2 separate regions of the Homo sapiens genome follow, and region 1 is linked to region 2. Evidence: read pairs that join two places in POLR2A ChIA-PET (ENCODE). Cell type or tissue: PC-3. All regions are shown on one strand. Links, peaks and the distances in the headings refer to the core of each region. The heading gives the core; the rest is flanking DNA.

Evidence for each region. Peaks named below come from ENCODE experiments on the same cell type or tissue, not always from the same donor. Only the 100,000 strongest peaks of a DNase experiment are listed, where the experiment ranks them.
Region 1: POLR2A ChIA-PET joins it to region 2 with 5 read pairs; 2 of 35 experiments call an interaction of 5 or more read pairs at or near these places.

Annotation. Positions count from the first base shown.
Region 1 is chr10:37,475,329-37,488,177 of GRCh38, forward strand. No RefSeq gene overlaps it. Among named protein-coding and RNA genes, the nearest start is that of LINC00993, 170 kb to the left of the region's middle. In PC-3, for the core only: no CTCF peak of the experiment used is centred there; no DNase peak of the experiment used is centred there.
Region 2 is chr10:37,569,013-37,581,861 of GRCh38, forward strand. No RefSeq gene overlaps it. Among named protein-coding and RNA genes, the nearest start is that of LINC00993, 270 kb to the left of the region's middle. In PC-3, for the core only: no CTCF peak of the experiment used is centred there; a DNase peak (open chromatin) is centred at 7,339.

The DNA of each region.
Region 1 (12,849 bases), core at 2,950-10,949, 93 kb before region 2:
CAGTGGCTCACCTTTGTAATCCCAGTGCTTTGGGAGGTCCAGGTGGGAGGATTGTTTGAGCCCAGGAGTTTGAGAACAGCCTGGGAAACATAGCAACATCCTGTCTCTACAAAAATAAAAAATTAATCAGGTGTGGCGACGCATGCCTCTAGTCCTAGCTACCTGCGGGAGAGTCACTTGAGCCTAGGAGCTCCAGGATTCAATGAGCTATGATTGCACACTGTACTCCAGCCTGGGCAACAGGGTAAAACCCTGTCTCTGAAAAAATAAAAAATTATATGCACATATATATGTAATGAATACGTTGCACCAAGAGAAAAGTAAACGAAAAGTGGCCGGGCACGGTGGCTCATGCCTGTAATGCCAGCACTTTGGGAGTCCAAGGCGGGCGGATCACGAGGTCAGGAGATCGAGACCATCCTGGCTAACATGGTGAAACCGCATCTCTACTAAAAATACAAAAAATTAGCCAGGCGCGGTGGCGGGCGCCTGTAGTCCCAGCTACTCGGGAGGCTGAGACAGGAGAATGGTGTGAACCTGGGAGGCAGAGCTTGCAGCGAGCTGAGATTGTGCCACTGCACTCCAGCCTGGGTGACGGAGAGAGTCCATCTCAAAAAAAAAAAAAAAAAAGAAAGAAAAGAAAAGAAAAGAAAAGTAAGCAAAAATATAGATAATTCATAGAAATACACATTAATGAAAAATATATTTTAAGGAATTCAAACACACAAGGAACAAAATGATGGTTTAAATGCAATTCTGTGATTCTAGTTTTCCCTTATCAAATTAGCAAAGATAAGAAGAATACTTCAATCTAGTGTACCTTTGCAGGAAAGAAAGCCCTTTCATGTACACTTGATGAATGTGTAAATTGCTAAACTCTTTTTTGAAAACAATTTGTCAATATATATCAACAGTCCTAAAATATTTATGCCCTTTTCTCTAGTAATTTCATATCACAAAGTTGTCAGAGAGATGCAGACCAATATTTATATCCTGGGATTTCATTGCAGCATTATTTATAATAATGAACAATTGGAAGCAACTCAAATATTCAACAGAGAGCAATTATAAACAACATTATGATACATCAAGAAAATGTAAGATTATGTGGCTAGTAAACATTTTGTGGTATGGTTTGGATGTGGTCGGTCCCTGCTGGAATGCATGTTGAAATTTGATACCCAATGTAGCTGTGTTGGGAGGTAGAGCCTAGTGGGAGGTGTTTGGGATATGGGAACAGATCCCTCATTAATAGATTAGATTAGTGCTCTTCTGCAAAGGTAAATGAATTCTCCCTCTGGCAGGAATAAATTAGTTCCCTTGAGAGCAGATTAAAAAAAAAAAAATTCTGGCTGGAGGCAGGGCTCACACCTGCAATCCCAGCACTTTGGAGTACGAGGCAAGAACATGGCTTGAGTCCAGTATTTTGAGACCAGCTTGAGCAACATAGCGAGACCTCATCTCTGCAAAAATAAAAATTAAAATATTAGCCAAGCATGGTGGCATGGGCCTGTAGTTCAAGCTACTAAGGGGGCTAAGGTGGGAGGATTGCTTAAGCCTAGATGTTGGAGGCTGCAGTGAGCTTTGACCATGCCACTGCACTCCAACCTGGGTGAGTGTGAGACCCTGAAAAAAACAAAAGTCTGGCTTCCCCAGTTTTTCTTTTTTGCTTCCTTTCTTGCCATGTGATCTTTGCACACTTCCACTTCCCTCCTGTTTTCTGCCTGGAGCGGAGGCCCTCACCTGATGCAACTGTCCAATCGTGGACTTTCCAGCCACCAGAATCATGAGCCAAATACATTTCTTTTCTTGATAAATTACCCAGCCTCAGGTCTTCTGTAATAGCAACAGAAAACAGACAAAGACTTTTTGTTTTCAAAGAATATTCCATGTCATGGGGAAAGTCTCATAATATGGTGTTATGTGAAAATAGATACACAGGTTCCATTTTGAAATAAATATATATTTAGAAATGAAACAGGAAGAAAATATGCCAAAATGTTAACTGGTTTTTCTCTTATTGATAGGATTACAGTGGAGCTTTTAGATTTTAATGTCTTCCAGATCTCCCCTCCCCTCCCCTTCCCTTCCCCTCCCCCTCCCCTCACCTCCCCTTTCCTTTCTTTTTCAAGTAAGGGTCTTCCCCTGTCACCCATGACAGAATGCAGTGGCATATTCGTGGCTCACCGTAGCCTCGAACTCCTAGGCTCAAGCAATCCTCCCATCTCAGCCTCTCAAGAAGATGAGACTACAGATGTGTGCCACCACACCTGGCTAATATATATATAGCATCTGTTTCTGCAAGTGGATTGCAAGCACCTTGTGGTGTCTAGTGTGATACTTAGTATATAAGAGTAGTGTTAGTACACAGCAGGTGCTCAATAAATACTGCAGATTATCTCATTTCTAAGCTACCTGTGGCAACATGGTTCTCTATGCATTCAGGAATTTTTTTTTTTCTTTGCGTATTTCCCGTCTACCCTCCCCAAACAAAGCCATTTAGAGACAGATGGACCAGACCTTCCGCAATCTCAGTGAGCCCATGAGCATCCCAGACTGAACAGAAATTCAGCTGTAGACCTAGCAGATGTTTATTATCCTCCCTCCTTCTTTTGTTGTTTTTCACACACCTCTGTGCTGGAAAAGAGCCACCTGGTATATTAACTCTACACAGATGCTTGGAATTTTCTGTCCTTTTAACCTAGCAAAGAAAGGAGTTGTAAAACATAAAGACTTCTTTTTTTAACTTTTAAAATAAATGAAATCGGCTGGGCATGGTGACTCATGCCTGTAATCCTAGCACTTTGGGAGGCTGAGGCGGGGGGATCGCTTGAGGTCAGTAGTTCTAGACCAGCCGGGCCAACGTGGTGAAACCACATCTCTACTAAAAATACAAAAATTAGCCAAAAAATTACAAAAATACAAAAATTAGTGTGGCCTGTAGTCCCAGCTGTTCAGAAGGCTAGGCAAGAGAATTGCTTGAACCTGGGAGGCAGTGGTTGCAGTGAGCGAAGATCGTGCCATTGCACTCCAGCCTGGATGACAGAGCAAGACTCTGTCTAAAAAATAAAAATAAATAAAAAATAATAAATGAAATCATCTTTCATTTTAGTTATGGAGATAAAGGGAGGGTGAGGCCTTCCTTACAGAGCCGGGGCCAGCTGTGTTTATACTGAACATCAGGGCCAGGGCCTAGGAATAGTGACAGGCACAGGTGGCCATAGGATATTGGCAAGAGGTCACAGACCCAGACACGTGCATGGCCAGGCATGTAGCAAATGGGGCGTGTCAAATGGTAGCCGTGGGTGGGACCAGAGGTGGAAGTACATGATTTAAGCTTCCCGAGCCCTGACTTGCTCAGGCCTCTGGAGGGGCCTTAGCAATTTTGTATTTATAATTTCAATTTATTTTTCTTAGAGAAGTCATTCCAACTAATATAAGCCTCAGGCCTGATAAAAACCTATCTTTGCCTCTGGTGGAACTCTCGTACCCAGTGTGCCCTGGCCTAAATAAGTTGGACCATTCGGCCTCAAGTGATGACAGCTAATCAGAAGTGTTGCTAGGGCTTTTGATTTTTCCAGAGCAGGAGGAATCCAGGTTTTTGTATGAAATCTCTGACAGTTTAAATGTCAGTAACTTACAGCCAGGCATGGTGGCTCACACGTATAATCCCAGCACTTTGGGAGGCTGAGGCAAGTGGATCATTTGAAGTCAGGAGTTCGAGACCAGCCTGGGCAACATGGTGAAACCCTGTCTTTACTAAAAATACAAAAGTTAGCTGGGCGTGGTGGCATGTACCTGTAGTCCCAGTTACTTGGGAGGCTGAGGCAGGGGAATCACTTGAACCCAGGAGGCGGAGGTTGCAGTGAACTGAGATCATGCCACTGCACTCCAGCCTGGGTGGCAGAGTAAGACTTTGTCTCAAAAAAAAAAAAAAATTGTTGGTAACTTACAACAAAATAAAAAACCACTGTGGCCAAACAAGTTGTATATATATATAGGCTGGAGTGAATTCATGGACTGCCAATCTGTGACTTCTGGTTATTTGAGTTGAGGAATTACAGAATTGCCAAATTCTGTCATTTGGCTCCATGGCAGGGTCTACCTGTCCTCTGTCCTCTGCCCATTAGAACAGGTTTGGATAGGTCTCTACCAGGGAGTTTTGATCTTTTCTGCAGCTGCAGCCAACAGCCAGACATCCTCTAAATGTCACCCGCTGGTCACAACGACGGAAAGCCAACCGGGGGTGCAGCTAGACAAATTGATGTAAATTCATTTCCACAATTGGCAAAGCCAACCAAAGCACATGGCCCACTGACAGTGATGTGGCAGCAAAGTCACTTGAACATGTGAAGACCACGTGGGGTGGCTATTGTTCTTTCTGGGCACTAATTAATCTTGTGGGTGGGTAAGTAACTGTGTTGTGCTCCTCCAGATGGCCGCAGCCAGTGAGTTCAGGGGAGATTTATATAACTGATCAAACAGAGAGCAAGTCACTTCCCTCGAGCCCCCAAATCCACTTGAGGCCACACACCCAGCCTTTCATAACTGCAGGCTTTCCACCATGTGAACACTATTCAGAAACTGCAAAGGCCCCCCAGTTAAAGGAGTGACTTCTGCATGTCATTTCATATGTAGAAGATGATGGTTCCTCTTAAGTTCCCGGGATGACAGGTGACATCAGATGGGGTCACCGGCTGGTATTTAGGGCAGAACACAGCTGTCAAGGATATTGGGTAGAGGGACGAGGCTGTTAAGAACAGTGGATTGCGAGTGATAGCCTGTGGGCTTCCTTCTGTTGTTAGCTCAGATTGGCCATAAAGCTGCTTTGAGTGGCTGTGTTTCCATCACTAATTAGCATGCCGTGGGAGCTGCTTTGGCATTGCCATAGAGAGGTTTCAGGGCTGCTGCTTGGCATTTTTTTTTTTTTTTTGAGACAATCTCGCATCTTGCTCTGTTGCCCAGGCTGGAGTGCAGTGGTGCGATCTTGGCTCACTGCAACCTCCATCTCCTGGGTTCAAGCAGTTCTTGTGCCTCAGCCTCCTGAGTAGGTAGGACTACAGGCACGTGCCACCATGCCTGGCTAATTTTTTTGTATTTTGGTGGAGACCAGGTTTCACCATATTGGCCAGGCTGGTCTTGAACTCCTGACCTTGTGATCCGCCCGCCTCAGCCTCCCAACGTGCTGAGATTACAGGCCTAAGCTGCCAGGCCTGACCTGCTGCTTAGCTTTTAAGTAACTACCAGGATCTGTGGTAGTGGTGAAGCGTGCTTTGCATAAGCCTAGGGATCTGTTGTATAAACTCCACTACTCCTGCTTCTGATCAGGGGTGTCAGGGGGTGAGGGAATTGCATAACATTTAAGGGAGCATCAACCCTTCCCCCCATGCATGGGCTTCTTCCGGAAAGGGCCCATCAGAACCACCACCCCCCACCAGGGAAGGGGTGTTATTTATTTATTTATTTATTTATTTATTTATTTATTTATTTGAGATGAAGTCTCGCTGTTGTCATCCAGGCTGGGGTGCAGTGGCACAATCTCAGCTCACTGCAACCTCCACCTCCTGGGTTCAAGCAATTCTCCTGCCTCCCTCCCAAATAGCTGGGACTACAGGTGCCCGCCACCACGCCTGGATAATTTTTCTATTTTTTAGTAGTGATGGGGTTTTGCCATGTTGGCCAGGCTGGTGTCGAACTCCTGATGTAAGGTGATCCGTCTACTACCACCTCCCAGTGACTACAGGTGTGAGCCACTGCACCTGGCCAAAAAGTCTATATAGTCTTAGAAAAAGCTGCAGGCTGGGCATGGTGGTACACACTTGTAGTCCCAGCTACTTAGGAGGCTGAAGCAGGAGGATTACTTGAGCCTAGGGGTTCAAGGCCAGCCTGGGCAACATAGCTAGACCCCATCGCCTTAAAAAATGCAGAAGTTAGCCAGGCATGGTGGTGGGTGCCTGTAGACCCAGCTACTTGGGAGGCTGAAATGGGAGGATCCCTTGATCTCAGGAGTCAAAGCTGCAGTGAGCTGTGATCATGCCACTGCACTCCAGCCTGGGCGATAGTGTGAGCCCCCATTTCTAAAAAAGAAAAAAAAGAAAGAAACTGCAGTAGATAATGTATAATGGAAGACAATAAAAGAAGGAAGATGAAGCGTTTTTCCCCAGGGAGTTAGGCTGTCAGTGTGTCTGTCTGAAACCTTCCCAGTAAGTCAGTATTTCTAGTGCATGCCTGGTAGAATTACCTTGCTTTGTCTTCTAATTCATTCACTCACAAATTAATATATGAATTCCTATTATAATCCAGTCCCTCAGTCAGATGCTAGGCACACGTGATGAGTGAAATACAGTCCCTGCAGTTTGGAGCATACATAAAGAAGAGTATAAAAACTAAATGTCAGCCGGGCACAGTGGCTCATGCCTGTAATCCCTGCACTTTGGGAGCTTAAGGCAGATGGATCATCTGAGGTCAGGAGTTCGAGACCAGCCTGGCTAAGATGGTGAACCCCCCCCCCCCCCACTAATAATAATAAAAAAAGTTAGCTGGGCATGGTGGCACGTGCCTGTATCCCTAGCTACTCGGCAGGCTGAGACAGGAGAATCGCTTGAAACTGGGAGGCAGAGGTTGGTTGCAGTGAGCCGAGATCATGCCACTGTACTTCAGCCTGGCGACAGACCAACACTCGTCTAAAAAAAAAAAAAAAAAAGGAAATGTTCTAGATTCTAATGAAGAATGATGACATAGTTTGGATTAATTATCTTGGACTGGTTTTTTTTTGTTGTTGTTGTTGTTGTTTGTTTGTTTTGAGACAGAGTGTTGCTCACTGCAACCTCCGCCTCCCGGGTTCCAGATATTCTCCTGCCTCAGCCTCCTGAGTAACTGGGACTACAGGTATGTGCCACCACACCTGGCTAATTTTTGTATTTTTAGTAGAGACCGGGTTTCACCATATTAGCCAGGATGGTCTCGATCTCCTGACCTCATGATCTGCCCAGCTCACCCTCTGAAGATGCTGGGATTACAGGCCTGAGCCACAGCGCCTGGCCTGTCTTCAGTTTTATACATTGTATCCAGGTGTGGACTTTTACAAATTTATATTGCTTGGGATTTGCTGTGAGTTGATGTCTGTCATCAGCTCTGGAGAATTCCTGGCTATTATTTCTCCAAACATTGGCTTTGCTCCAATATCTCATTCTTCTTTCTTCCTGTATGTCGATTAAATGAATGTTAGATCTTTTTAACCACTCTCCTTTTTATATTTTCCTTCTTTTTTTTTCCTTTTCAAGCTGAATTATGGATAGTTTTTTCCTGACCTGTCTTCTGCTTCACTAATTCTCACTTCAGCTGAGATGATCTGCTATGAAGTCAGCCACTGGCTTTTTAACTTCAATGACTGTATTTTTCAGTTTGAGAATTTCTAGTTGGCCCTTTAAAAAACTTTTGTGTCATTTTCTATAGTTTCCAATTGCCATAATTGTCAAGTGTGGCTTTTATGTTTCTGAAGGCAGTAAACAGAGTTGTTTTATGGCCTGTGTCTAAGAATTCTCATTTCTAAAGTCTCTGTGAGCCCGTTTGCACTCTTGGCTGTTCCTGCCATCCTAGCTCTTAATGTCTTGTTTTATTTCTTTTTCTTTCTTTTTTTTTTTTTTTGCGACGGAGTCTTGCTCTGTCACCCAGGCTGGAGTGCAGTGGTGCAATCTCTGCTTACTGCAACCTCCACCTCCCTGGCTCTAACAATCCTCCTACCTCAGCCTCCCGAGTAGTTGAGATTACAGGTGCACGCCACCACGCCTGGCTAATTTTTGTATTTTTAGTAGAGACTGGGTTTCACCATATTGGCCAGGGTGATCTTGAACTCCTGGCCTCAAGTGATCCATCTGCCTCAGCCTCCCAAAATGCTGCAATTACAGGCATGAACCAACAAGCTGGGCTGTAATGTCCTGCTTTCTTGAGTACCTGAATTATGTTAGATGGTATTGGGCATTACATATGTATGAATATATATGTATATACGTGAATAATGGTGGAGTCTTCCAGATAGGTTTTTAGCTGTGTCTGCCAGTGGGGCACCACCAGTCTGGAACCACCTTAATCCAAGTTCAAAGTTTGAGACTCCTGGACCTCCCAGATGATCTGAACTTGTCTGTGAGCCTGAGGGCTGCATACTTGCCCTCCTCCCTGACCCTGCGGACCCTGCTTGACATGGGGAGTGGTGTATCTGAATCCCTAAATTTGGCAGACCCTGGGCTTTGAATTGTGTTCTTTTACCCTGTAAGACTATGGAAAAAACAGCTCATTTTCAAAGCTATTTTTTTCCAGATTGAAAAATGCCTTAGGATAAAAGCTTTGTGGGCTGGGCGAACCTCTTCTGGGTTTGTCCTGGCCTCAATTTTGGCAGATGTTTCTTCACCACTTTATTATCATTTTGATCCTCTTAAGGAAATTAAACAAATCTTTCAGCTGGCTTTTTAAGTTGTCTTTTGTAGAAGAGTTTATCTAAATTACTTAACCTGCTGTTAGCAAGGGAGAAGTACCAGGTGACCTAGGTTCAAATCCCAGGTGTGTGTATCACTTACAGCTGGCTGGTGTCAGCCAAGTTTGTTTGCTCATCTATCTGATGCACACATTAAACCCGTACCTACTTGATGTCGTGGCTGTAAAATTTAAAAGTGAACATTGTTTTTTATAAAGGGATATAGTCACAGATTTATTTATTGTGTGTGTCCCACACTAGAATGTCAATTCCAAAAGAATGGCACTTCACAGCCTGGTGTGGTGGCTCATGCCTATAATCCCGGCACTTTGGAAGGCTGAGGCAGGCAAATCACGAGGTCAGGATTTCAAGACCAGCCTGGCCAACGTGGCAAAACCATGTCTCTGTTAAAAATACAATTAGCTGGCTGTGGTGATGGGCACCTATAATCCCAGCAACTCAGGAGGCTGAGGCATGAGAATCGCTTGAACCCGGGAGGCAGAGGTTGCAGTGAGCCGAGATCACGCCATTGCACTCCAGCCTGGGTGACAGTGGGAGACTCTGTCTCAAAAAAAAAAAAAAAAGACAAGTGGCACTTCACCATTATTTGTTATTTCCCTAATAATGCCTGATACATAGTAGATGCTCAATCAGCATGGACTACAGGAAGGGTTACTTTGTAAAGATAACCAAGTACTTACCCAGAAAACATGTATGTAGGCTGTGTACAGTGGCTCATGCCTGTATTTCTAGGTTTCTGGGAGGCTGCTGTAGGACCACTTGAGGCCAGGAGTTTGAGACCAGTCTGGGCAACATAGTGAGACCCCATCTCTACAAGAAGAATTTTTTAAAAAATTTACTGGGCATGGTGGCATGCATCTATAGTCCCAGCTACTCAGAAGGCTGAGGCAGGAGGTTCACTTGAGCCCAAGAGTTTGAGGCTGAAGTGAGCTGTGATGGCACCACTGCACTCCAGCCTGGGTGACAGCAAGATCTTGTCTCTGAAACATTTTTTGTAAAACCAAGATTTGAACTTGGATTAAGGTGGTTCTAGAAGGGTGGTGCCCCAAGGCTTGGCAGACAGAGCAAGAAAAAAAAAATCCCCGCATGTATTTAAAGATAAAACCATATCAGAAAACTGCATTCTTGGGGATCAAGATCAAATCTTCATATCAGCATCTACTATCTATGTAGAAGGTCCTGTTCCCCTTTGTTAATTTCTAAACCTGGTTGTTAGATTAATACAATCATTGTTATTTCGTTTTAATTTTTTACTTGATATGATTTTTTTTTTTGAGACAAAGTCTTGCTCTGTCACCCAGGCTGGAGTGCAGTGGCAAAACCTTGGCTCACTGCAACCTCCACCTCCCAAGTTCAAGCAATTCTGCTGCCTCAACCTCCTGAGTAGCTGGGATTACAGGCACATGCCACCACACCTGGCTAATTTTTGTATATTTTAGTAGAGGTGGGATTTCGCCATGTTGGCTAGGCTGGTCTTGAACTCCTGACCTCAGGTGATCCGCCCACCTTGGCCTCCCAAAGTGCTGGGATTACAGGCAAGAGCTACCGCGCCTGGCCCCCTGATATGATTTTGAACAGGATCTTTATCTTCAGTGAAATGCTGATACTCCATTTCTTTGTGGAAACAGTCTTGACTTGTTGGGCACTTGGGCTGTTTCCAGTTTTGGGCTATTAGAGATAATGTCAGCTTCTTTGTCTACTGACGAAAGTGAAAATGGTGAAATGTGTCTATAGTCGAACCTTGACACTGTGTTCAGGCTCATTTTGGATGTATCTTTCAGTGCTTGAAGTTTGGCATCCTCTATAGTATAAACAAGATCAACAAAAATTGATTCCTGAGCCTCCTTCAGTGCTTGAAGTTTGGCATCCTCTATAGTATAAACAAGATCAACAAAAATTGATTCCTGAGCCTCCCAAGGGAAAAATTCAGACGATTTCCAAAGGAGATCAAAGAAAGATGTTCAATATAGAATTCAGGGTCACTGTGGAATCTTAATGATAAACTTTGGTATTTCCTTTGACCAAAATTATTTTAATAAATGCTCTAGCAATCACTGCCACCGGTACATTTTTTTTTTTTTAACCGAGGAGTGATTTAGGAATGGTAAGGTGATTTGCCTTGAGCCATAGAAGCTGGGGTGCTGACTGACTCATTCTGTATTCTGCAGCTTTTTAGGTAAAGAATTACCATGAATTTTTCCTTTTTTTTTCTTTCGAGATGGGGTCTCACTCTGTCACCCATTTAAGAGTGCAGTGGCACCATCATGGCTCACTGCAGCCTCAACCTCCCAGGCTCAAGCAATCCTCCCACCTCAGCCTCCCCAGTAGCTGGGACCAAGGCGCATACCATCATGCTCAGCTAATTTTTTGTATTTTTGGTAGAGATGGGGTTTTGTCATGTTGCCCAGGCTGGTATCACTCCTGGCCTCAAGCAATCCTCCCATCTTGACCTCCCAAAGTGCTGGAATTACAGGTGTGAGCCACTATGCCTGGCCAAGAATTACTATAATTTTATAATCAGAACAATGAAGTAACCAAAGTATACTTTTATTTGATGCTCAAATAAAACTAATCAAGTGATCTTGTTTTACAAGTGAAAAAGTCATGACAACAACAGTAGCTACTATTTATTGTCTGCCTTTGGTTTAGGTGTTTTACAGTCACTCACTGTCTATGTTCTTAAAACAACCTGGCAAAGTAGATAAAAGATGCTTCCTGACTTACATGATTCCGGTCTGTCCCAACAAACCATTGTAAGTTGAAAATGCTTTTATTTCATTAATTAATTAATTAATTTGAGACAGAGTCTCTCTCTGTCACCCAGCTGGGGTGTAGTGGCATGATCTCTGGTTACTGCAACCTCCACCTCCTGGGTTCAAACGATTCTCCTGCTTCAACCTCCCGAGTAGCTGGGATTACAGGTGTGTGCCATCACACCTGGCCAGTTTTTTTTATTTTTAGTAGAGACAGGGTTTCACCATGTTGGCCAAGCTGGTCTCCAACTCCTGACCTCAAATAATCTGCCCACCTTGGCCTCCCAAAATGCTGGGATTACAGGCATAAGCCACTGTGCCCAGCTGAAAATGCATTTAGTATAACTAACCCACCCAACATCACATCTTAGCCTGGCCTAACTTACATGTGCTCAGAACACTTACATTAGCCTAAAGTTGGGCAAAAACATCTCACCCAGAGCCTATTTTATACTAAAGTGTTGATTTGGGAGACCGAGGTAGGTGGATCACCTGAGGTCAGCAGTTGGAGACCAGCCTGGCCAACATGGTGAAACCCCGTCTTTACAAAAAATACAGAAAAATTAGCTGGATGTGGTGGTGCACACCTGTAATCCCAGCTACTCAGGAGGCTGAGGCAGGAGAATCACTTGAACCCAGGAGGCAGAGGTTGCAGTGAGCCGAGATCGTGCCATTGCACTCCAGCTTGGGCAACAAGAGCAAAACTGTGTCTCAAAAAATAATAAATAAATAAAGTGTTGAGTGTCTCATGGAATGTATTGAACATTGTACCAAAAATGAAAAGTGGAATGTTTTTATAGGTACGCAAAGTACCGTTTCTTTTTTTCTTTTCTTTCTTTTTTTGAGAAAGAGTTTCGCTGTCTTGCCCAGGATGGAATTCAGTGGTACAATCACGGCTCACTGCAACCTCCATATCCTGGGCTCAAGTGATTCTCCTGCCTCAGCCTCCTGAGTAGCTGAGACTATAAGCACTCACCAACACGCCTAACTTTCGTATTTTTAGTAGAGACAGGGTTTTGCCATGTTAACCAGGTTGGTCTTGAACTTCTGGGCTCAATTGATCCACCTGCCTCAGCCTCCCAAAGTGCCGGGATTACAGGCATGAGCCACCACCACACTCAGCCTCAAAGTACAGTTTCTACTAAATGCAGATTGTTTTCACATCATCATAAAGTTGAAAAATTATAAGTTAGGCTGGGCGCGGTGGCTCACACCTGTAATCCCAGCACTTTGGGAGGCTGAGGCAGGTGGATCACCTGAGGTCAGGAGTTCAAGACCAGCCTGGACAACGTGGTGAAACCCTGTCTCTACTAAAATACAAAATTAGCCAGGCATTGTGGTGGGCACCTGTAATCACAGGTACTTGGTAGGCTGAGGCAGGAGAATTCCTTGGACCTGGGAGGTGGAGGTTGCAGTGAGTTGAGATTGTGTCATTGTATTCCAGCCTGGGCAACAAGAACAAACTCCATCTCAAAAAAAAAAAAAAAAAAAAAAAAGAAAAGAAAAATAATAAGTTAAATTATTGTAAGTAGAGTACGATCTGTACTACTGTTATTTCCATTTTCCAGGTAAACAAAACTGAGGCTGAGAGGAGTTATGCAACTT
Region 2 (12,849 bases), core at 2,713-10,712:
TCAATAGTTTTGTTTTTTAATTCTTATACTAAAATTAAGAGTGATTTACATACCACCTTCACAGTATTAGAGTATGCTGAATTTGACTATATATTTACCTTTACCAGTGAATTTTGTACCTTAATATGTTTTCACATAGTTACTTATTATCTTTCTATTTCAATCCAAATAATTCTCTTAAGCATTCTTGTAAGGTCGGTCTCCTGGTGATGAACTCCCTCACCTTATTTGTCTTGGAATTTCTTTGTCTTTACTTCATTTATGGAGGACAGCTTTGCTGGGCAAAATATTCCTGATTTGTTTTCTTTTAGAATTTTGTGTATGTCACTTTACTCTCTCCTTGCTTGCAAACTTTCTGTTGAGAAGTCTACTGATAGCCTTATAGAATATCCTTTCTATATGACAAGTTTCTTCTCTCTTCCTTTATTCAAGAGTCTCTTTTCTCTCTTTCCTGATTTTTGACAATTTGATTATAATGTGTTTCAGAATATTTCTTTTTTAAAATTGATCTTGCTAGGAAAGCTTTGAGCTTCCTGAAACCGTATATTCATATTGCTTCCAAGATTTGGGAAGTTTTCAGACAGTATTTCTTTAAGTAAATGTTCTACCTCTTTGTCTCTTCTCTTTATGGTATTCTAGTAGTTTGTATACAGTTGGTCTTTCATATTTGCTTGTTCTGCATCCATGGATTCAACCTACCACTGATGGAAAATATTTTTTAAAAACAATAAAAATAACAATACAACAATAAAAATAATACTAGAAAACAACACAGTATAATAACTATTTATATAACTTTTATATTGTATTAAGTACTGTAAGTAATGGAGAGATTATTTAAAGCCTATTGTGAGGGTATGCATAGGTTATATAAAAATACTATGCCATTTTATATATGAGACTTGAGTATTAGCAGATTTTGATATTCATGAGGGGTTCTGGAACCAATTTCCTGTGGATACCAAGGGATAACTATATTCATATATTTGTTGGTTTCCCATAGGTTCCTATGCTTTCTTCACTCTTTTCAATATATTTTTATTGCTCTAATTGGTTAATTTCAAGTGACCTACTTTTGGGCTCACTAATTCTTTCTTCTGCATGATCAAGTCCACTGTTAGAACTAAGTTTTTCAGTTCTGTTGTATTATTCATCTGTTCTAGGGCTTCTGCTGAGTTCTTTATGTTTTCTATTTCCATATTAAACTTCTTTTTTTGTTCATTTAATATTTTTATAATTTTAGTTGTCTATGTGTATTTTCTTGCATCTCATTGAACTTCTTTAGGATAATTGTTTTGAATTATTTTTCAGACAATCCACACATCTCCATTTCTTTGGAGTCAATTATTGAAGTTCTATTAGTTTCCTTTGGTGGTATAATGTTTGTGTGATGATTTGTTATCTGTGTAGCTTTGCATTGATGTCTATGCATTGAAAGGAGCAAATTCATCTCTCAGGCTTTACAGATAGTATGTGCCAACTTAAAATCCTCTCCTATTAGGTCTTGGGTTAAAGAGATTGCCTCTGGGATTGTGGTAGGCAGTAGAGTGGGATTGGATCCAGGTCATGTGGCTGATGTTGGGTCGACAGTAGACACTATAATCAACAGGCCTCTTTCCAGAGGTTCTCATGGGCATGGGTTCTATCTGGTCCCTGGGTGAACTGGACCATCTCTAAGATCTTGGTATGTGGAGCTGGTGTTGAGATGATGTTCTGCTTCAGAATTTACCTAGTATGCTGATGAGTGTGGCTTCTTCTGAGTCTCTGAGAGAGCTCCTGTTGGATCACTGGTTGGATTATCTGCCCTGGGGTGGTTGTACTGCCCTGGTCCATGATTGAAATGGCTGGAATTAAGATACAAGGTTGTTTCAGGGCCCACACCTGAGACTGAGAACCTCAGACCAGTCTCCAGGATCATAAATAGGCATGTCTCCTGGTGGGTTCCTGGGTTAGCAGTCCTACTTTTAGACTGTAGTTGAGAAAGACTGGAGCCCATTTTTAAGGATTATTCAAGATCTATAATGGGACCAAAGTCAGGGCATTACCTATAGGGGCACCACTGGACCTGTCTCCCTCTGGGTCCCCAGGCAAGCAGAACTGTTCTCAATCTCTACACAAAAGGGGCATAAGATCTAGGGCCATTTGAGGATCAACTTTGGGACAAACTTTGGGAAGCCTACCATGGAAATTCAGGTGGGCATGCCTCCCAGTGGAATCCTAGTTGGGCAGAACTGCTTCCAGACCACAGCTGGGAGAGGCTAATGAATTCAGGCTTCAGGGCTAATTCACAATATGCTGTAAGATTGATGCTGGCAAGGCTGACTTGGTGGCATCGGTGGATGATATTCCTGGCCAGTTCCCTAATCAGACAGAATTGTTCCCAGACCACAGCTAAGATGGGGCTGGAGCTGAGATTCAGAACCCATTTGGGAACTGTTAGAGGATGGAGGCTGGCAAGCCTGTCCAGGTGCATCTCCTGAGATTTCCAAGCAGTACTAAGCTAGGAGTACAGCTGAGGGGGTGTTGGAGCTGAGTTACAAAATATCTTTTGGGTTCAATGCTGGGACCAATGTTGGCAGGCCTGTCTGCCCAGACACTAGTGTGCATGATTCCTCCTAGGCCCATTAGCAAATAGTTTCAGTAGCAGGGTCAAGGCCAAATAGGGCTGGAGTCAAACCCTTTAAAGAACAGAGACATTTCTGAATCTAAACCTTGGAGCATGGTGAATGCATCTGCCATGTGGGTGCATATCTGCACTCTCAAAGTGACACTCCTAGGTTCTCAGCTACTCTAGGATTTCACAACCTCCTGCCTGAAACACAAGGCTCCCATAAAGAGATTTTTGCTTGTGGAGGGTGCAGAATTCTTGTTGTCATCGGGGAAAGGAGGGGGTGACCTCCTATTTTGCTACCTTACTCATATCTACAAGGTCTTAATGAGTTCTTAATATCATATATTTTATTTTTTAGTTTATAATATCCTTTCAATTACTTTTAGTAAGTTCTGGTTCTTTGTTGAAAATTCTCTGAATTTTTATATATTTTTACATTCTTCTGTTTTCTGAATGTATCCAACAGTTACTTTAAATTCATCATCAATTAATACAGTAGTTTGATCACAAGTTGCTCTTGTGTTCTTCCCTGTTACTTATCGTTTATGGCATCTTATTCTTGATGTGGTGGATTTATTGCACTCAGGATCCTGAGTTTTACCCCTTCCTCTGTCCTCACATTTCTCCTTTTAACTTCCCAGTGTCCTTCCATTGGGCAGAGCGTTCTGCCACTTGAATCTAGGCGTAGCCACAGGGCTGGTTTGGGCCATGTTAGCAAAATGGCACAAGCAAAGGCTTGGAAAAGTGCCTGTGTGTATCATCTTGCCCATTTGCTCCTCTGTCCTTGTCACAAGAATAGGGACACATGAGCTTGCTGGGGAACGAGGCACAAGGAGCAGAGCCAAAACCACAATTTTTTTTCAGCCAAGTCAGACATCTCTTGGCCAACTGTCAGTCAGGAGAGACTCTGAAAACTGCCCATTTGAGGTTAGTCCAACTCATTGACTCCAGAACTCATGACTTATGTAATTATTGTATGGCCTTAAAGCTGAGTCGGTTTTTTTTGGTACATAGAATTATTGTGACAATATAAAACTGATACTTTAAATATATTCATTACATTTCAGTTGTGTGCTAGACATGGTTTATTGTAAAAAATTAGAAGCTTCAGATTACAATATCTACAAGAGATATTGTATCAACACTTTGCTAATCAAAGACTAGAGGCTTATTATCTTGTTAGTTATGAACTTAGCTGGATCAAGGCTGGGTTAAAGTTTCATTAAAACTTTGTCTATCTCTGGTTAGTTCCTGTCCCCAAGAATATGGATTTCAAGGGTTTATTTGAAATCATGATGATTTCGGCTCCTCAGTACCCAGAAATCTGGACCTTTGGCTTTGATTCTCAGAGAAATCACACACCCCTTGGTCAACTACCTGTCAGGGGAGACTCTGAAAACTGCCCATTTGAAGTTAGTCCAACTCATTGATTCTAGAACATACGACTTATGTAATTATTGTGTGGCCTTAGAGTTGAGGAATTTTTTTTTGTTTGTTTTTTGTTTTTAGGTCTATAGTCTTCCTCCATGAACAGCTTCAGAATGTGGCAAATGCCTTAAAGGAGATGCCTGCGGGGAGTTTAAAGCCCCTCAAATCTCTAATTTTGTCAATTCTAGCCACCAATGGTTCTACTATTTCTATCTCCTTAAAAGGGGCTCCTCTAGAGTCAGACCATCTAGCTGTGTCCATATCAGCAAAGCCTGCAGGAAATAAACAACTGGAGATTTTCTTTTTTTTTAAGTTTTATTTTACTTTTAATTGACAAATAGTAATTGCATATATTTATAGAGTACAAATTGATATTTTGATACATGCATGCATAGTAGAATGATCAAATAGGGTAATTAGCATATCTATAACCTCAAATATTTGTGTTTTCTTTGTAATGAGAACATTTAAAATGATCTGTTTTCACTATAAATGTACAATACATTCTTATCAAATATAGTCACCTTCTTCTGCAAGAGAACACCAGAATTTCTTCCTCCAACTAACTGTAGCTTTGTACCCATTGAACAACATCTCCCCTTCCTCCATCTACCTCCCACTTCCAGCATCTGGTAACCACTTGCTACTTGCCACTTCTGTGAATTCAACTTTTTTAGATTTCACATATAAGTGAGATCATGTGGTATCACTTTTCATTCAACGCTAATTATTGTTCTTAGAGTGTCCTCCTGGAAGACCTACTAAGCATTTTGAAAGTCTACTAAGCATTTTGAAACTTCACATTATGGAGCTATTATGACTTAGCTTTTTAGCCACCCCAGAGAGCCTTGGGCCCAGGCAGAGAACTGTTGTAGGGGTGGAGCCATGGCAGAGAACCCAACTAGGGCAATTTACAGTGGTGTTTTGGGGACAGAACCACCTCAAAGAGCCCCAACTACAGCAATGTGTGGTGGAGCTATGGGCCCAGGGTTACCTCCTTGATTTGTGGGGCCACTGGTGGACACCTTATGGGCTGTGTCTAAATGCCATGGGGATGGGGCCATTCAGAGTTTTGGGGGTCAAAACCCTGGGCCAATTCTCTCAGAACATGAGACATGGAGTCAAATAAGTTTATTCTCAAGCCTTAATATTTAATGTTGTTCACCCAACAGGGTTTTGAACTTACTTGGGACTATTAATAGTTACCCCTTTCTTCTTTCCTATGTATCCCTTTTAGAATGGGAATGTCCATCCTGTACCTATTTCACTGTTGTATTTTGGAAGCACATAACTTGTTTGATTTCATAAGCTCACAGCTTGAGATAAATTTGCCTCAGAATGGATCATTTCTTGAGTCTTATCTATATCTGATTTAGATGACATTTAGATGAGACTCTGGACTTCTTTAGACTTTTGAGTTGATACTGGCTATTGAGATGGAATGAATGCATTTTGCATGTGAGAAGGACATAAATTTTGGGAAGCCAGGAGTGGAATGCTATGGTCTGAACATTGGTTTCACCCCCAAAACTCCTATATTGAAACCTAGTAAGAGATGATTAAAACATGAGGGCTCCTCCCTTGTGACTGGGATTAGTGTCCTCATATATGAGATCTAAGGGAACTTGTTCACTCCTTCTGCCATGTTGGGACACACAGAAAGTGCCTCTGTGACAAACTAAGCTCTCACCAATCAATGAATCTGCCAGCACGTTGATCTTGGACTTCCAAGACTCCGGAACTATCAGTGAAAAATGTCTGCTGTTTGTAAATTACCCAGGCTCAAATATTTTGTTATAGAAACCCAAATGGACTTAAACACATGTATTTAGCTAATACAACTATAACAGTGTGTAGGGAAAACAACTTAGTAAGTAATAAATTGAAAGAGAAAATATTTGGTTAATTCTTTTCATAAGTATGTTGTGCATGAAAAACAAATGCACTGGATCCCATTGTTCAGGTCCAATTTCCTCTCCATGGGTTTTGTAAACTCTCTGTAAAACATTGACGATGGAAGTTAAGAAAGTAAAAAACTCACTTTCTGATTTAGAAGCAAAAATCTCGTACTATTTGAACAATATTATTCATTAGATTTCCTCCTTGCATCTTTAAATCGCATCTTGCATGCCATGACCATCGAGTACTGAAGCTATGTCACGGTTTTGTTGATTGTTATTTTTCTCAGTCTTGGATTCTACTTTTGCAATCAACCCCTAGCTTAGATAACATCAGTCGGATGTCACTGGGTTTTGTGGCTACAACTATATTATATAATCTTTACTTTCAAATGCTGACATCTTTTCACAAAGAAACTAAAAGTTCAATTTCATTCTTAAGACATTAGGCAGGCTGGGAACGGTGGCTCTCGCCTGTAATACCAGCACTTTGGGAGGCTGAGGTGGGCGGATCACGAGGTCAGGAGATCGAGACCAACCTGGCTAAAATGGTGAAACCCCGTCTCTACTAAAAATACAAAAAAAATTAGCCGGGCGTGGTGGCGGGTGCCTGTAGTCCCAGCTACGCCAGAGGCTGTAGCAGGAGAATGGTGTGAACATGGGAGGAGGAGCTTGCAGTGAGCCAAGATCGCGCCACTCCATTCCAGCCTGGGCAACAGAGCGAGACTCCGTCTCAAAAAAAAAAAAAAAAAAAAAAAAAGACATTAGGCAAAAACCTGGACCAATAAAATATGATAAATGTTCAGAATCTCAAAGGAAAAAGTTTGCTTTGATTTTTAATGGTTTAATTAGGCTGCATTGACAGGGAGCCAATTGGGTGTAGTACAAAGGGTTTGGAGTCTGAAGATCCATTTCTGAGTCTGGAGTCCGTAGGCCTGGACACATTTTGTAAAACCAGAGTTTCCTCAACTGGAAAGTGAAAGTTATGAAGTTGTGATGGGAAGATTTAACTAAGATAATAGAAACAAGACCATGCTATACAAATGTTTAAGTTATAAATTAAAATATTAAAAATTGCCCGATTCCCCAGTACAAAAAGAACTAATTTGGTGAAAAACTGTCTTTTATGTACAGTCGTAGAAAATCCTGAGCTGAGAGGCTCCCTCGTTGGGTGGGACCAGGATGTGGAGCTTCATTCGGAGGAGGAAGGAATGTTCACAGTGTAGATTACGGTGTCAATGCACAATGAAGTATTTAGAAACCATTCATCACCAAAGAGGGATTGTAATTTTAGAATTTTTCAGAACCATAATTTCTTAGTATAACTTTGCAAGAAAATAAGCTTTAACAACAAAAGAATGTAAAATACCTGATCCAGCACAGCAAGGGCAACCCTGTGGCTTGCTGACTCATTAAGTACCCATGCTACTTTATGAAACACATGTGAGTTGCATAGATTTATTAAATACTAATACTTTGAATAAATATGGACATACCCCTGCAGAATTGTGGAATATGACATATTTTAAAACACAGTTTCACCTGTGACTGTAAAACATGCATAAATTAGGTTGGAAACCTTGAGGTGGTAGTGAGTGTTTTGAAACATTAGAGATTGCACATTTACAAATCCACCAATTATAAATGTGATTTTTGAGCATATATGTAGTTTAAATATATAATTATGCTTATTCCATTGCACCTGCAACACCCAGTTCAACAAATATTTATTTTCTAGGATCTGGAGAGTTAAGATGAAAACTACCTTGATCATGACATGTAGGAGTTCAAAGTCTCATGTGGGGTGTGAACATCTAAATAGATAGTTCTAATTACTGTGGTGGGAAACTGGGGTCCTGTATGATGATCTTAGCCTACAGAGAAGAGGAGCACCTCTCCTGACTGGTCTAGAGAGAGCATTCAGTAGAAGTGAAGGTGTAACAATATGCGTCTCTGGTGAAAGGATGCCTGAGTTTGAGATATAAAAAGGGGTTTTGCCTGGCAAGGGGATACAGTGAGAAGCTGTGAGTTACACAACTGTGGTTTATTAGAAATAGAAGGGTAAAGGATAATCATACACAAGCAGAAACCCAAACACAAATGTTTATGTCCAAACATAAACTCTTTAGAAATTTGTGCATGAAAGTTGATATGTGCTTTATTCATAATGGCTGAAAACTGGAAATAACCCAAATGTCCATCATCAGGTGAATGGATAAACCATTGTGTTATGTCTGTGCAGTGGAATACTATTCAGCCTGAAAAGGAATTATCTGTTGAAACATTCAATGACTTCAGTGAGACTAAAAATACTTTTGTTGAGTTAAATGAGCTAAACAAAAAAGATAACATACTATATGGCTCCATATACATAAAGTTGTAGAAAAATCTATAGGTTCAGAAAGTAGATCTGTGATTATCTCTGAACAGGCAGATGAGAGATGTGAGGTAAGGGAATGGGAAGGACCCTACAGGGCACAAGGAAACCTCTGGTATTAATGGGTATGTTCATTATCTTCATTGCAGTGATAGCTTCTTGGGTGTACACTTCTAGCAAAATTCATCAAACTGCATGACTTAAATATGTATGATTTATTGTACATCAATTTTACTTAAAAAAGTTTTAAGTAATAGAGATGATTAAAATGATTTAAGCAGTAAAGTGGTATGGAAAGTTTTAGATTTCTGAAGTTAATGATGTTTTTCTGGTTTCTGGCTTGGATGATGAAGACTGGGAATGGTAATGGTTATAAACCTATTCTCTTCTTGTCTATAATTTATCCAGAAATGAAGCTAACTCAATGCAGGGCTACCTGTTTTTATTAGAGATTAATTTTCCAATTTAGTTATAAATAGGGCAACTGCAGACTAATGTTAGGATAGGCTTAATGTTTCACAAAAATGAGATCTATTGGTTTAGGTCTCTAGATGTTGCCTTGTTCTTGTCTGCCACTGTGAACATCATTACCTTCGTTGGCTCTAACAGTTTACAACACTGTGTCAGGACTGTAGAAGAATGAGGGACTCAAACATATCTAAGGCACCATCCAAGTTATTAGAGGTCATTGTTCAGTTAGCTCATAAATATTCCTTCCTGTCTTAAAAAGAGTAAAAAATAGTGACATTCATTGACTATTTACTGATGGCATTACATCCCTTCATCTTCACCACCCTATGAAGCATGTACCTTTATTATCCCAATTTTACACAAGAGGAAACAGGCTTAAAGATGTTTAGTCACTGGTTCTAGATCATGTTTAGATGATGTTGACCCGATTGGAGCCTGGCAATGTGATTCTCAAGCACATATGATTTCCCTAACTTTTCCTCCCCAGTATTTCTATATCCCAACAATTTTCTTTAAGAAATGGTCATTTGTGGCCAGGTGCGGTGGCTCACACCTGTAATCCCAGCACTTTGGGAGGCCTAGCCATGCAAATCACGAGGTCAGGAGATCGAGACCATCCTGGCTAACACGGTGAAACCCTGTCTCTACCTTTATACAAAAAATTAGCTAGCCGTGGTAGCAGACACCTCTAGTCCCAGCTACTCTGGAGGCTGAGGCAGGAGAATGGTGTGAACCCCAGAGGCGGAGCTTGCAGTGAGCCGAGATGGCGCCACTGCACTCCAGCCTGGGCAACAGAGTGAGACTCCGTCTCAAAAAAAAAAAAAAAAAAAGAGGTCATTTGTGGTATTGTAGTAAAAGAACTTAATGCCTTTATATATTCAGCTTCTATAAATGAAGAAAATGACACCAAACTCCTGCCATGTTTTATCCAAGTCATTTTTCTGTGCTTTCAAGCAAGAGCAGTGATGATGTCATGACCTGATGCCTGCACAGAATCACAGAATCTTCAGAATCCCTTAAGTGATGCTGCCAAGTATGTTTGTTTATTCACTTCATTTACAAACAAAAACCTGTCAGGTCAGATACTATATGCAGGGCTTAAAATGAAAAAGGGAAAGAAAATAAGAGCCCTTATGTATTTTTGATGATGCTCTTTGGTTTTCACAGGGAACAAATACAATCTTAAACTGCTTTTAAATCAGGTATATAGATTTGTACAGATATCATGTATTTGAATGTCTTTCTGCACATGTCTATGCACACATGCAGTTCAAAATCAAAACCAATTTACATTCTTCCTATGTTTTTTATTATAAACTAAAGTATATGCTCTGCTTACATGGTGTTCAATTATAACAACGGGTGAAGTGCTTTGCCTTTGAGTATCTGCAAAGATGGAAGTCTGAATACCTGGGTATTATTTGCTACTCTTTCTTGAATGGTATGTTTAATTGTTATTGGCCAGCATGGAACCTATTTGTCATTTTTTTTAACTAAGCTGGAAGGAATCTGGACTTTTCTTGGACTCTAAATGGCATTCTCACATCTAATAATATCACAATGGTTTAGAGTAAGAATAATTCTAGTCTCACATAAATTTAAAAAAATTGTTTTCTGATAATCCTCCATGTTGAGAAAACCATTTTGCTTATGAACTTTTACACATAAAATTGAAGATTTTATACATAATAAATTTTATACATATATAAATTATATATAATATACTATATATAGTATTATATATAAATTATAAATTATATATATATAATATAAATTTTGTTATATATATGACAACACTTTAAACTTTTAAAATGTGATGGACTGGGCAAGGTGGCTCACGCCTGTAATCCCAGCACTTTAGGAGGCCGAAGCAGGCGGATCCTGAGGTCAGGAGATCGAGACCATCCTGGCTAACATGGTGAAACCCTGTCTTTACTAAAAAAAAAAAAAAAATACAAAAAATTAGCCGGTCGTGGTGGTGGGCGCCTGTAATCCCTGCTACTCAGGAGGCTGAGGCAGGAGAATGGCGTGAACCCAGGAGGCGGAGCTCGCAGTGAGCTGAGATCATGCCATTGCACTACAGCCTGGGCAACAGAGCGAGACTCCGTCTCAAAAAAATTAAAATAATAAAATAAAATGTGATGTTTCCTGTGGAATGGAGATTATTTTAATGTTTTCTTTCTGATTTTCTGAGTTTTTTTCTCCTTCATATTATGTGGTACACACGCATCCTTTTAGGTTGGGAGAGCTGTCTCCATGCCACCTGTGAGGGGCCAAGGGCTGCCATGCGCTCTCTTCCCTGGGGCCTGCTGCCGCTTTTAGTGAAGCTTCCCACTCCCCGACTGTTCTCTTCTCATTCTTGCAGAAACGGTGGTATAAGAAAATCCTCTGGGGTGTTTTTTTACTGGAGAAGGAGAAAAAAACATATTTTTAGTAGTGCTTGTGGAAAACATTGCAGTAACTGACTTTAAAAATACTGAGTTGTGTGAAAGGAATCCCCACGGTAACAAGAGGTTTCATAAGGTTAAACACCTCTTCTGAAATGTCATGGGTGCGGTGGAAACATGGGATTGGCTTTTTTCCAATTATCTCATCAGATCCTTATTTTACTATTAATACCCTAAAGGGGCTGGGCATGGTGGTTCCCGCCTGCAATCAGCACTTTGGGAGGCCGAGGCCGGTAGATCTTCTGGGGACCAGACTGTCCAACATGGTGAAACCCCGTCCCTACTAAAAATACAACAAATTAGCCGGGCGTAGTGGTGCGCCTGTAATCCCAGCTACTCGGTGCGCCTGTAATCCCAGCTACTCAGGAAGCTGAGGCAGGAGAATCGCTTGAACCCGGGAAACAAAGGTTTCGGTGAGCCAAGATCACACCACTGCACTCTAGCCTTGGCAACAAGAGGGAAACTCCGTTTCAAAAAAAAAAATCCAAAGTTTCATATATTATTATTTATTATTTTTTTATTTTTTTTAGCTTTGAAAGCAGATGCCATGCTTGTTCACTCTTATAGGCAGCTCTGAGTCTGAAGGTTCTGGCTGATGAGATTTGCACAACTAGTCTTGTGTTTTATGCCCAAAGTGCTGATTGTTTCTGTGTAAATTGGTGGTGGACATATTTAACTAACTTCCCCATAATATGAATTTGCAAATTTGTTCTTCGGGGAATGATTGGATACAACTCAACGTGATTTTCTCTCCTCTCTCCTTTTTCTAATTTTTGTTCAGACTAAAATGGCAAATGAATAACACATTATTTTTTCTGAACCATATCCATGACTCATTTGACTCACCCAATAACTATACAAGAAGCATTGAAATAGTATTGATTTCCTTATTCCCTAACTTTTCCTCCCCAGTATTTTTATATCCCAACAATGTATAAATATATACATTTCTCTATGGAGAGTAACACACTTAGACACACATGGAAGTATGGCTTCCATGAAGCCAAAGGATACTGAATTAATTTCCTAAAGTCACAAATAAAACTAGGGAAGAGCCAAGGATTCTCAGCTCAGACTTTTCTAATATTTAGTTCCCTACATTTTTTCAGCTATAGATATTGGACTAAATCTGATCTGGATTGGCTGAAAAATGTAATTTCCATGTAACTATATGATTGCAGCAGCAGCATTTTGAGATGTTTCTGGTCAGAGGAAGACACCAAGGGGCTAATATTTGTTGAACCTTTGAAATTCTGGCAGTTATTTTATATAATTCTTACAATAACATGTGAGATTACTGTTATGATGTTCCTTTCATAGGTGAGAAAACTGTGACACAGGTTAACTTGCCAGAGGTCATGTAGCCTTTGAATAGTAAGGATGGGATCAGACCCACACCATGCGCTGTGCCATTTGCCTATGACATTTAGGAGGCAATACCAGCAACTTTGTTGAGCGTGTTGGGATTGTAGGAGGGGTTAGACCAAGTTATCTGCCACACCCTTTTATGCCATGTCAGGTCTCCAGTGCTGCAAACTCAGCTTTGCATAATCTAATCTAAGCACTAGTGGAATTCAGGAAACTCACAAAGTGCTGGAGAGGTGCTCCTGCCAAACC